2 separate regions of the Homo sapiens genome follow, and region 1 is linked to region 2. A link is a contact called in ENCODE Hi-C data. All regions are on one chromosome and are shown on one strand. Each heading gives the region's core, a stretch centred on a gene start or an enhancer-like site at or near the end of the contact. The rest is flanking DNA. Distances are from core to core; before and after follow the strand shown. Region 1 holds the start of CHURC1 (churchill domain containing 1). Region 2 holds the start of ATP6V1D (ATPase H+ transporting V1 subunit D).

What was found. A loop is a pair of places that touch in the nucleus more often than their neighbours do. Pooled maps may share reads with other maps.
Region 1: a loop to region 2 is called in a map of naive thymus-derived CD4-positive, alpha-beta T cell, with 5 times the contacts of the local background. The contact joins the promoter of CHURC1 here to the promoter of ATP6V1D in region 2. A Hi-C loop is called at or near these places in 1 of 168 maps with a recorded cell type or tissue (naive thymus-derived CD4-positive, alpha-beta T cell), 1 of 37 single-sample maps with no recorded cell type and 8 of 50 pooled maps.

Annotation. Positions count from the first base shown.
Region 1 is chr14:64,912,900-64,919,333 of GRCh38, reverse strand. CHURC1 (churchill domain containing 1) reads right to left here and starts at 4,879. Exons shown (of 4, transcript NM_001386928.1): 1 at 4,800-4,879. The coding sequence starts at 4,838. CHURC1-FNTB (CHURC1-FNTB readthrough) reads right to left here and starts at 4,973. Exons shown (of 14, transcript NM_001202559.1): 1 at 4,800-4,973. The coding sequence starts at 4,919. RefSeq lists enhancers at 4,610-4,879, 5,030-5,079.
Region 2 is chr14:67,355,897-67,361,427 of GRCh38, reverse strand. ATP6V1D (ATPase H+ transporting V1 subunit D) reads left to right here and starts at 1,624. Exons shown (of 9, transcript NM_015994.4): 1 at 1,624-1,770. The coding sequence starts at 1,730. EIF2S1 (eukaryotic translation initiation factor 2 subunit alpha) reads right to left here and starts at 1,100. Exons shown (of 8, transcript NM_004094.5): 1 at 972-1,100. It also overlaps a transcript of GPHN not described here. RefSeq lists enhancers at 845-1,644, 1,665-1,884, 1,727-2,513.

The DNA of each region.
Region 1 (6,434 bases), core at 3,630-6,129, 2.4 Mb after region 2:
ACATTGATTTTTTCCCACTGATTCATAATGTATTTCTGTATTCCTGTTGCATTACTAACAAAATTTCAAGCTGAAATTAAAATATATGAAATGTTTCATTTCCAGTTTGATATGAAAAATATTTGATTACAATTTTGTGCCTGTTCAGTAATTTTAGAAAATGTAGTAGAGTTCTAGTTCTGACTGGTTTGCTAAATGCTTTTCTGAAGGAAAAAAAAAATGTGGTTCACCATTGAGTTAAAAAACATTTGGGTTCAGAAAATTAGTATGGTTCATTCCAACTTGACTCATGTTTGAATTCAAATTCTCAGTGTTAACAGTATAAGCAAGTAGGCCAGAGCCCCATTAAGAATTCAGTACTATATATTTCTAGTCTGTAAAAATAAATGACAAAACTCCAAACAACTTTATGTAATCGAAGATAAATAATTAACTATTACTTACTCATTCTACACTTAGAGCTTCCCAACAAATGATTTTTTGTTTGTTTGTTTTTTTAAGTAGACAGGGTTTTGCTCTGTTGCTCAGGCTGGAGTGCAGTGGTGTGATCTTAGCTCACTGGAGCCTCGAACTCCTGGGTTGAGGGAATCCTCCTGCCTTAGCCTCTTCCCAAGTAGGTGGAACTATAGGCACACACCACCACGCCTGGCTAATGTTTTTTAATTTTTAATAAGGATGGGGTCTCACTATGTAGCCCAGGCTGGTCTCAAACTCCTGGGTTCAAGCCATCCTTGTGCCTCGGCTTCCCAAAGTGTTAGGATTACACGTGTGAGCCACTAGGCCCGGCCCACCATCTTCTTATTACCCTTCCCTTTGCTAAGCTTCTGCAAAGCTGAGCAAAGCAGTGGGCTTCTGCTCTTACTGCACTTAAAAATAGGTCATGACTTCAAAGAACCCCAGAGTTGGAAGGATCCTTGACATTCCAAATGGTCAGTTAGTCTCTACTGAACAATAGGAAGAGAGCTTAATTCCTTTAAGAGTTACTCATTCCATTTTGAAATGTCAGAATGTTCTTTATTCTGATTCAAAGTCTAAGACCCGTAACATCCACCCACTAATTATTTCTAAATCTGCCTTCTAAAATTCCAAAGAAAAGTTTAATTCTTCTTCATGACAGTCTTTTAATTATTTTAGAACAGAATAAAATCAGAGAAAAGTGCCTTTGAAAGGCACTCTCCTGGTTTTCCAATCACCTCGATCCCTTTTTCTACTATTCTTCCTTATACTTTATTTTCATTTCTGAAGTTAATTTAGTCTTTGGAGCTCAGTCCTTGATTCTCTACATTTTTTTCCTCAGAGAACAAATCCTATTTTGACACTTGTATTTGACTGACTCATCTATCTACATAGTTGTACCCAAACTGCAGTCTTATATCTTCACTTGACCCTTCGGATATTCTCAACCTCAGGTGAAGCATGATATTAATAACAATTTGACCATTTGTCCCCAATTTTGTTTTTTCTTCCCATATGCCTCCAATTTCTGTAATGATACTTCCAACATCCCAGTTGCCTAGATTGAAAATCCTGAGATCATGTGATCATGTATAGGTCTCCCCTTATTCACTTCTACATTAAACAGGTTGAATCTTGTTAATTCTTTTTTTTTTCAACAGGGTCTCGCTCTGTTGCCCAGGCTGGAGTGCAATGGCACGATCATGGCTCACTGCAACCTCCCACCTCAACCTCCAAGTAGCTAGGACTACAGGTGCATGCCACCACGCTTGGCTAATATTTGTGGTGGTTTTTTTTTGTTTGTTTATTTGTTTTGAGACGGAGTTTTGCTCTTGTCACCCATGGTGGAGAGCAGTGGTGTGATCTCGGCTCACTGCAACCTCTGCCTCCCAGGTTCAAGCGATTCTACCGCCTCAGCCTCCCAAGTAGCTGGGATTACAGGCGCCTCCCACCACACCCAGCTAATTTTTGTATTTTTAGTAGAGACGGGGTTTCGCCATGTTGGCCAAGCTGGTCTCGAACTCCTGACCTCAGGTGATCTGCCAGCCTTGGCCTCCCAAAGTGCTGGGATTATAGGCGTGAGCCACCGTGCCCAGACTATTTGTATTTTTTGTAGAGACAGGGTTTTGCCATGTTTGAGACTGGTCTCAAACTCCTGGGCTCAAGTGATCCACCTGCCTTGGCCTCCCAAAGTGCTGGGATTACAGGTGTGAGAACCGTGCCCAACCTAATTCTTTCTTTGAAATAAGGTCTTCATTATCTCATGCCTACACCACTGTTGCCATGGCTCCTCAAATGCCCTGTGGAGTTCTGTCTTTACACACCCTCTACCCCACCATTTCAACATTCAGCCATAAGATTCATTTTCCTAAATAACAGATTTCAGAATCATTTCTCTATTAAAATTTTGATGGTGGCCCAATGCCTAAAATGTAAACTCTAAACTTCTCAATATGACTTTTAAGTTTTACAATAACTCCACTCTTAAGAATCCAACCTAAGGCCCGGCGCGGTGGCTCACGCCTGTAATCCTAGCACTTTGGGAGGCCGAGGCAGGTGGATCACGAGGTCAGGAGATCGAGACCATCCTGGCTAACAAGGCGAAACCCTGTCTCTACTAAAAATACAAAAAAATTAGCTGGGCATGGTGGTGGGCACCTGCAGTCCGAGCTACTCGGGAGGCTGAGGCAGGAGAATGGCATGAACCAGTGAGGCGGAGCTTGCAGTGAGCCGAGATCATGCCACTGCACTCCAACCTGGGCGACAGAGCAAGACTCCATCTCAAAAACAAAAACAACAACAAAAAAGAATCCAACCTAATCTCTTTAATATTCTCTACTGCAAACTCCTCCCTCATGGTCTCATAATAGCTCATGTTTATTACTGGTTTCATAAAAATCTTTTTAAACTTTAAAAAAATGAAATAGTACATAGTAAAGTACATGAAACATAAATGTAGCGAACAAGAAATGATTATAAAGTGTACATCTGTAGAACCACCACCCAAATCAAGAAATAAAACACTGCTTGCACCCGGGAAGACTTTTTCTCATGTGACCCTTCTTGATCACACCCTAATCCCTTAGGAGTAACCACTATCTCGACTTAACAGTAATTGTATACGTTCCTTACAGTTTTACCACCCAGGTACATCCTTGAATAATATATTTTGGTTTGCCTCTTTTTGAATTATACTTTATGTGTTCTTTCATCAACACTATTTGTAAGACTTTTCAGGCTGCTGTGTAATTCTAGTTTGGTTTCACGGCTATAATTCAGGGTTTCTCTACCTCCACACTATTGACATTGGGAGTGATACTTTGTTGTGGTGGCTGTCCCATGTATTGCTGGATGTTTAGCGGCATCCCTTGCATCACCCATTAGCAGTCAGTAGTACTTCCCCTTTTGACACCCAAAAAATGTCTCTGGATATTGCCAAATGTCTCCTAAGAGCCAAAAATCACTCCTGGTAGAGAACTACTGCTCTAATTCATTCACTTCCATTCCTCATTCATTAATGGTGTTCCATTCTAATGAATGTATCAGTTACTTTTCCAATCTACTACAAAAATAATGCTGTTATGAACACTTATTTATAAAAGTCTTCAGAAGCATATACACATGCATTTTTCTAGAATGGGAATCACTGGGTCATGTCTGTATTTTATAAGGCTCACCCGCTTTTTCAAAGTAGTTGTACTACAGGAGAATTCATACTGTTATACATGCTACTCAAAAGCCTAAGTATTACCCATAAGATACTAAGACATAAGGAACTACAGAGACTTTCTCCCTCCTTCCCAACCAATGCACAAATTCCATTTCTGTAATTTTCCCCCATCCTCCAGCTCCTCACCTTCTTTTCTACCCTAATTACAACTGTCCTTCAAGTCTTAGATGATGTCCACCTTTTCTCAGGGGAGAACAGCACTATCCCCTATTGCCCTCCCCTTTCCCTAAACTTGAATAGCATTTCTGAACTGAGCTACTCATTTTTTGTTAGTCACATACTCCCCAAAACTGTAAGCTGTTAGGCAGCACCAAAGGTGCCTTTTAATTTCTTCTCTGAAACAAATAATCCAGCTGGACGTGGTGGCTCATGCCAGTAATCCCAGCACTTTCGGAGGCCAAGGCGGGAGGATCACTTGATCCCAGGAATTTGAGACCAGCCTGGGCAACAGCAGCACCCTGTCTCAAAGAGAGGAGAAATAATCCCTTTCTGGCCTAGCAAAGTAATCTAACTACACATATATAAATGTTCAACAAGGATGCCTTGAATGAATGAGAATAGACAAGCTTTGCAAACTCCTGAACCTGAAAGTAACTGAGATTCAGAAGGCGGTAACAGGCAGGAAACCTAAATTCTAGTCCTGGCTCTCATCCATGCAACTAGAATGTGAACTTGGGCAAGTGATTTCCCCTCTCTGGGCATCGGTTTCTTCATCTGCAAAAGTGTTAGAACAGATGACCACAGAGGTCCCCTCCAGCGCTAGAATTCGGTAAGAAAATTGTACTTCATCAAATCGAGCTTGAGGATGAGACCGGAAGTGGGGGTGGGGGAGTCCCTCGGTTGTCGACGGGGGTTGTGGTGGTGGTGGGGTTCCTCTGTTGCTCCTTGGAGCTCAAGAGAACGGCCACTACAACTGAGGTCAGCCGCCAGGGCGGGTACCAGAGGTGCAGACCGCCACAGGCCATCCCTGGTGTGCCTAAATACCGCTACTGGGTCACCGGGACCGGCAGTGCGGCCGAGTCCGCCCCACGTACGGCCTCTCTGGGAAGGCCAGCCTTGGATATGAGACACCTCGGGGGCCGCCCGCGGGCCAAGGGAGCGCCCAGTCGCTCACCCGGTTGGGATATTCCTTCTCCACACAGTCGCCACACATCGCGACGCAGTCAACAGGGAATGTCCTCCAACGCTTCCGGGAAGACGAAACCTCGCGAGAACTGAGATACGGTTGCCGCATGCGCCCAAGTACTCGACTCCTGGGTATTCCGTCTCGGGAACCGAGCCGAAGTCTCCGCCCCTTAGCAACTGTTGTCAAGGCAGGGCACAGTCTCCTTGGCACCGTGCGTGGGCAAAGGGTGGGGCTTCAGAAACCTTTGGAGACAGACGAAGAAATCTTGTGCGCTAACAGATGTGACGGGAAGGGAAAGGGATCTTGGGCTGAGCGAAGTTCTCACAGACACCTTCCTGAGCTTAGGCTGACAAGAAAGGCAAATCACGACACACAAGAAAGGGAATTATTTCTCGCTACCGCATATACAAATCTGAAATGTTAATGAATACATTTCTGTACCATTTCTTAAGGCAATGAGAGTGAATAAGAGACCAGATCTCAGCAGGTGAATAAACAGTAACCGAAGTGTTTGGGAAGAGACACTCAGAGTGCTGCAGAAAATCTCCTAAAAAAACACTTAAAATATTAGTAATAATTGGTCATTCCAGAGTCCTCTGGAGGACATAGCAACGAGGAACGTATTTCTATCTCTCTCAGGTGTCACAGAAGCACCTCAGTGGCGGGCAAGCACTATGTAAATAGAAAAATGGCCAGGTCATCAGCCATCCCATTACTGGGTATATACCCAAAGGATTATAAATCATGCTGCTATAAAGACACATGCACATGTATGTTTATTGTGGCACTATTCAGAATACCAAAGACTTGGAACCAATGCAAATGTCCATCAATGATAGACTGGATTAAGAAAATGTGGCACATATATACCATGGAATACTATGCAGCCATAAAAAAGGATGAGTTCATGTCCTTTGTAGGGACACGGATGAAGCTGGAAACCGTCATTCTGAGCAAACTATCGCAAGGACAGAAAACCAAACACCGCATGTTCTCACTCATAGGTGGGAATTGAACAATGAGAACACTTGGACACAGGGTGGGGAACACCACACACCGGGGCCTGTCGTGGGGTGGGGGGAGGGGGGAGGGATAGCATTAGGAGATATACTTAATGTAAATGACGAGTTAATGTGTGCAGCACACCAACATGGCATATCTATACATAGGTAACAAATCTGCACGTTGTGCACATGTACCCTAGAACTTAAAGTATATTAAAAATAAATAGATTTCAAAAATTATCTAATTGAATTGACTGCAGATATTTTGATTTCAGATTTGCACATCCATTTATAAATGACCTATTGGTTCACAGATTAAAAAACCAATAAACATATGTGCTTCCAAGAAAAGAAAGAAAGAAAGAAAAATGGCCAGGTCAGTTGTTCCTGCATCATTTCCCAATCCTGTGGGTCTCAAAATGCTTGTGCTTGTTGCCCCGCCTCATCCTTTCTCTCTGTATTGAAAGCATCTTATTTATTCGCAACGACCTAATTAACTTGCAGACGAATCTCCGAAGTTTGTCTCTGTTTCTGAACAATGCGTCTTTATCACACTCCTCTACCCCAATGGGAACATCAACATCCTCCCTCAGCCCTGCTTTATTGCTGTCATGTCAGG
Region 2 (5,531 bases), core at 375-2,874:
AGAAAGTTATCACCGAATCTCTACAAACATTACTGTGCATGAGACAACTACATCTTTTGGCACCAGATGAACTAAGAATAGGTAGCAAAGTTCTGTACAAGTCACCCCCAAACTATTGACAGAGATTGTTCCTTGAATAACAACTCAATTGAGGGGAAATAAAGACTTCTCTGCTATACTTTTTCTCGAAGAAACCATGTTTTTTGCTTAATAAAAATTTAAAAAGCCTAAGTTTTGAGGATAAAGAGACCTCAGCATGACTGTGTATTTAACCCGAAAATATATCCTTATCTTAGGTTTTAGTTATGCTTAACTAACATAGTTAACCTAACATATGCTTAACACAGTTCTATTCTCATTGTCGCCAAAATACGACAAACTGATAGTAACAGTAATAAACTCAAGTCTCATTTAGTTTTGGTTCAAGGGGTGACTCATTCAATTATCAGATGAAAAACTACTCGGACCCCGCTCTTTCCAACACGGTGCCCGTCCCACAGGTTTCTCAGGTAAGAGGCCAGTTTGGTTTCCACTGAGACGCAGGGGAAATTTTTGGTAGAGCTGTTGGGGCGGAAGAAAAGATGGAATTCTCAAGCCTGGAAAAAGCAAAGTGCTCAGCGTCCTGAGCCGGGGTTAAGAGTTACGGTGTCACAGCGTTCTCCTGAGACCGCCCCATCGTCATGGCATTCTCACTTTCGGCATATTGTAGAGGCTGTACAATCCACTCGGCCCACTTTCCTTCACGAGATTCCTCTGCTCGAACAACGATGCCTCTGGAACACAGGATGACCTACACGGAGCCGGCGAGGAGGCCCACGACAGCGCGGGTGGTGGCGGTGCTGTCCAGCCACTTCCCGCGCAGGGACGGGAAAGGGAGGTATTAGCCCGGGGCCTACCCGCTCTCGAACACCCATGTCACTGGACACAAACCAAAGTGAGTTCCTGGAGAAACCGAGCTTGGGATTAGTCACCTGAGGTATGTGTGTGATTCCCGCACTGGAGCCCAGAGCCGACTTCTTCAATCACAGAGACCAGACTTGCTTCCCCCTCACCGGCCGCCGATCCTCCTCAGCGTGCGCTTCGCTCACTCCACCGCGCATGCGGAACCTCCTCGCATGCGCAAGCGCTGAACGAATAGAGGCCCCTCTTCATCATTAACCATAGAGTCTGGGTCCTCCGAGAACAAGGACGAATGTAGATCATGGAAGGACCTGAAAAGTACTGTTTCTCGCTATCTTAGCTTTAGCTAAGTAACCTTCAAGGCGCGAGAAAGACATAGGACTCCGATTCCTTGCCTCTGAAGAATGAATCCTCTTTCAAAGTTTCAGCTAACCATGAGATGGCGCTGTGACCAAAGACGAAAGGTGGAGAAAGACAAGGCGTGCACGCTTCGCTCCTAGTCTTTGGCCTGGCGCGTGCCGCGTATTGCGCAGCCGCAGGGAAGCTGGATGGGGAGGGGTTGGGAGGCGAACCGGAATTGAGGGGTGGTTCCGCGGTGCGCGCGCCTCGACATCCGGGCAACGCCTCTGTTCTGTCCTCCCCCTTCGTCGCCTGTGACAACCGGAAGCGGAAGTGAAAATGGGTGTCCCTGCTGCCTCTTAGCAACAAGAGGGGTCAAGTGACACAACCAGCTGACTCCCGTAGAGGAAGACACTGTGGAGGCCAGTTCTGGAGCTATTGCAGCCTCGGTTGCCCGGCCGGGGACCCGAGCCGAAAAGTTATCGTCAGAATGTCGGGCAAAGACCGAATTGAAATCTTTCCCTCGCGAATGTAAGTAAAGGAATGGGATAAGCCGCTTTCACAGGTTTAGGAACCCGGAGCGCGGTCCCTTCAGACCCTGGGCCACAGTGAGGGTCCTTGTTTCCTGGGAGGATCCTGAGCTTTTCCCAGGTTCTTTTCTTGAGTCTAGGGCGAGGCTTCCTGACGGCCTCTTCGCGCATTCCTCCTGAGTGAATCAGGCTGGACGAAGCGATCCCAGCCGGTAGGAAAAGGCGCCCGGCCGGCGGGCTTTTGTGGAGGTCTGCTGTCTTTATTCATTAATGGATTCATCCATTCCACATACCCTTATTGAGCCGGGCACTGGATTTATATAACTGAACCGTCGCCACCTCTGCCCTACAGAGCTCACAGTTTACGTAGCCAGACATTCGTCTGGAAAGGCCAAGGAGGTTTTAATAAATGCTCTGAGAAGGGAAGTTTACTGAGGATATAGAAGAGGTCCCTAAGCCAAAGTGGGGATGGAATCGAATCGCCCTAGCATAGCCCTCGGATTCGATCTTGGATCCCCTTACTCATTTTCCAAGATCCCGCCAAATGTCACCTGCTGTGAGAGGATATCCCTGTGTTTCTGAGGCACTGCTTTTGCTCTCTCACCGCTGCACCTTGTTCAGACCTGTGTTAATACCGGTCATCACGCTGTAAAGTAGATATTTGTTTATGTGTCTTTCTCTCCCACTAGACTGTGGGCTCTCTCCAGGATGAAAGAGTGTCTTAATCCATAGAAGGTCCACAAAAAAATATTTCTTGAAAGAACTCATGCTTGGGAATACGCTCAGTTGTGGGCTGCCTTTCTTTTGGGGCCTGAATTCTTTGTCAGGAAAATGGCATATCACTGTAGGTGTTTGGCTAGTTTGTAAGGAAAATTTTGACGTTTTCTCAAATGTGCCTAACAACTTGCTCCCTTTCTCCTCCTCATCCTGTTTATTTTTATTTAGTTTGTTGTTTGTTTGTTTTAATAAGAGACAGGGTCTCCCAGGCTGGGGTGCAGTGGTATGATCAGAGCTCACAGCAGCCTCAAACCCCTGGGCTCAAGTGATCCTCCGGCCTCAGCCTCCCTGGCGGCTGAGATTATAGATGGGAGCCACCGCGCCTGGCTTTCCCTTTTTCTTTTCAGTGAGGAAGCAGAAAATCAGTTTTGACCCTGACATTTAGACCCTTTTATTGTGGTCCTATCTCTGTGGGGGTGTTTTGTTGTTTTTCCTCATTCTGTCCTTTGAGAGAATCTGAGGATGCTTAAAATAAAAGTTATATTCAAACCTGAAGCCCAGATTTCTTTCTGCCCGGTGACTAAATAGCTCTTAATGAAATGAAGTTTTTAAATTTTTTACCTTCACCTGTTGACTTTCTAATAGCTGTTTGCACTAAGTAGGCAGCAAGCTAGTTGTGGGGAAATAAAGATGAGGACTATCCCGAGGTAGTGACAACTGCAGAACTCCTAGGACGTGATGACTCAGTCAAAACTTCTGCACTGAAAGACATCGACACTAGTTTATCTTCTAGCAATGTAAGGCCTGCCCCTAGGGTGACCCCAGGCCGCCCCCCGCCGCCCCCGCCATTAAAATGCCTGCCTGAAAAAGCTCAAAGCTAGGGGGAGAATTTACTGTTTGTTCTAGTCAACACCTAATTGATAGACCCCTCTCGTTCCCTTTTTAGAGCATTTACGAAACAGGCTTACAATTGTTAATATGTATCTCTTCCAACTCTGAAGTGTCCCTTCAAGTATCTTTGAGAGCCATTTCTTTGAAACGTAATCATCAGGAGGGATAGGGGCTTTGTCTCCCAGTCTGTGTGAGAGGATAGAATAGTAACTTACTAATTGCCAGGTAGTATGGCGTTTACACTGACCAACACTTTAAGGTTTCTCTTCTCTGACTCTTCTTGCGGCTGGCTCCCTGCCACTCCCTTACTCTCTTTTTTAAAATGGCCAGTCACCTCTGCACAAATGAGAATTGAGCTCAGCCCTTTCCCCTACTATCAGTGGTTTACTGAATAAAATCTGTTTTCACTACTTTAACGAATGTCTGGCTGGGTTTATCTTTGACAGCAGTCAGAATAACTTTTTTGTTTTTACTTTGAAACTTTTACTTTGAGACTAAGAGGCAAAAATAGACATCTTTGGGCTTAGGTAAGAAAATGATAGGCTCATGAAGGTGAAACTACTATTTGAAAGCTCTCAGCTTGCTGATTGAGAGGAAAATCAGGTGCAGGAAATAATCTCTTCTCTAAATATTTTCCCCATGGCTGGCAGCAGGCTTTTTGTCATGTAGTCAGATGTCTTTGATTCAGCTGGAAGAAAAGTCATCATCCTAGCTAAAGGTCAAACTTTTTGAGTAGGACTGAGCAGCTCTGAAACATGTAAAGGAGCAAGTTTTAAAAGCCATAGGCTAGAAAATATACTGGCAGCTTGTTTCACAGACATTTCCATTCAACAGTATTATTCTGTGATGTTACTTTCACCCACTTTCGTACCAGAGAAAGCAAAAACAATTGTAGAGTGGAAGTAAAAGACGCATGAAAAATTTGGAGTCAACAGAAGTCCACTAAATCCAGGTTCTGCTACATATTAGCTGTAAGTGTGCACGCTGCTCTTAGAGTTTCAGGAATTAAAATTGCCCATTTCACAAAGATGCCATTCCCTAGGAGGAAAATAAAATTAACATGGTAAATTCAATTTTATCAACCAGTTTACCTTTTACTATAAACTGGCTGGAATATGCAGTACTACAATTTGACTTAAATTTGATCCAGCTCTTTGAGCCCAAGTTCTAGTATTTACTATCAACAATACATTATGTTAAATGCACACATTGAGATGGATAGCTCCTTCTCAGGCTGGAAACTAAACGACCTTCACTTGATAAGACCTCTTGTGAGACCAGTCAGTGCAGAGTCAGCCAGTGATAATTGTTCTCTTTAAGGGGAGGCACATGTTTGGGGTACAGTGAACGTAGGTTGGAGCCTTAGTTTGAGCATTGGGAAAGTCAGTGGAATCAAAAGTCTGGTTCAAGTCCCTGCCCTGCCTTTTCTTCACTGAGTAACTTTGAGAAAGTTGTTTTACTTTTCTAAGCCTCATTTTTCTAATCTTTAAGTTAATGTCTAAAGTCCCTTTCAGCTATAGAATTGTCTTAGTGATCTTAGCCCTATGGTAAAAGATTCCAGTATAATTTAAGAATTTGGCCAAATGGTGTTTGTTTGTTTTTGTTTTTTTTTTTTTGTTTTTGTTTTTTTGAGGCAGGTTTTCCCTCTGTTGCCCAGGCTGGAGTGCAGTGACCCGATCTTGGCTCACTGCAACCTCTGCCTGCCAGGTTCAAGTGATTTTTGTGCCTCAGACTCCTGAGTAGCTGGGACCACAGGGATGCAGCACCATACCCAGCTAATTTTTGTATTTTTTGGTAGAGATGGGGTTTCACTATGTTGGCCAGGGTGGTCTCGAACTCCTGACCTCAAGTTATCCACCTGCCTCGGCCTCCCAAAGTGTTGGTATTACAGGTGTGAGCCACTGCACCTGGCCAAAAAAGTTTATTAGTACATGCGATTTTAAAACACCAGTCATATGAAATTATATCCCCTTAAATCACTGTGTCTAGGTTATACTGTGTCTAGGTTATACAACCTTATTGTTGAATTTTATTACCCAAACACTTGTTTTTTTGAGACCGAGTCTTGCTCTGTTGTCCAGGCTGCAGTGCAGTGGCATGATCACAGCTCACTGCCTCAACCTCCTGGGCTCAATCAGTCCTCTCACCTTAGCC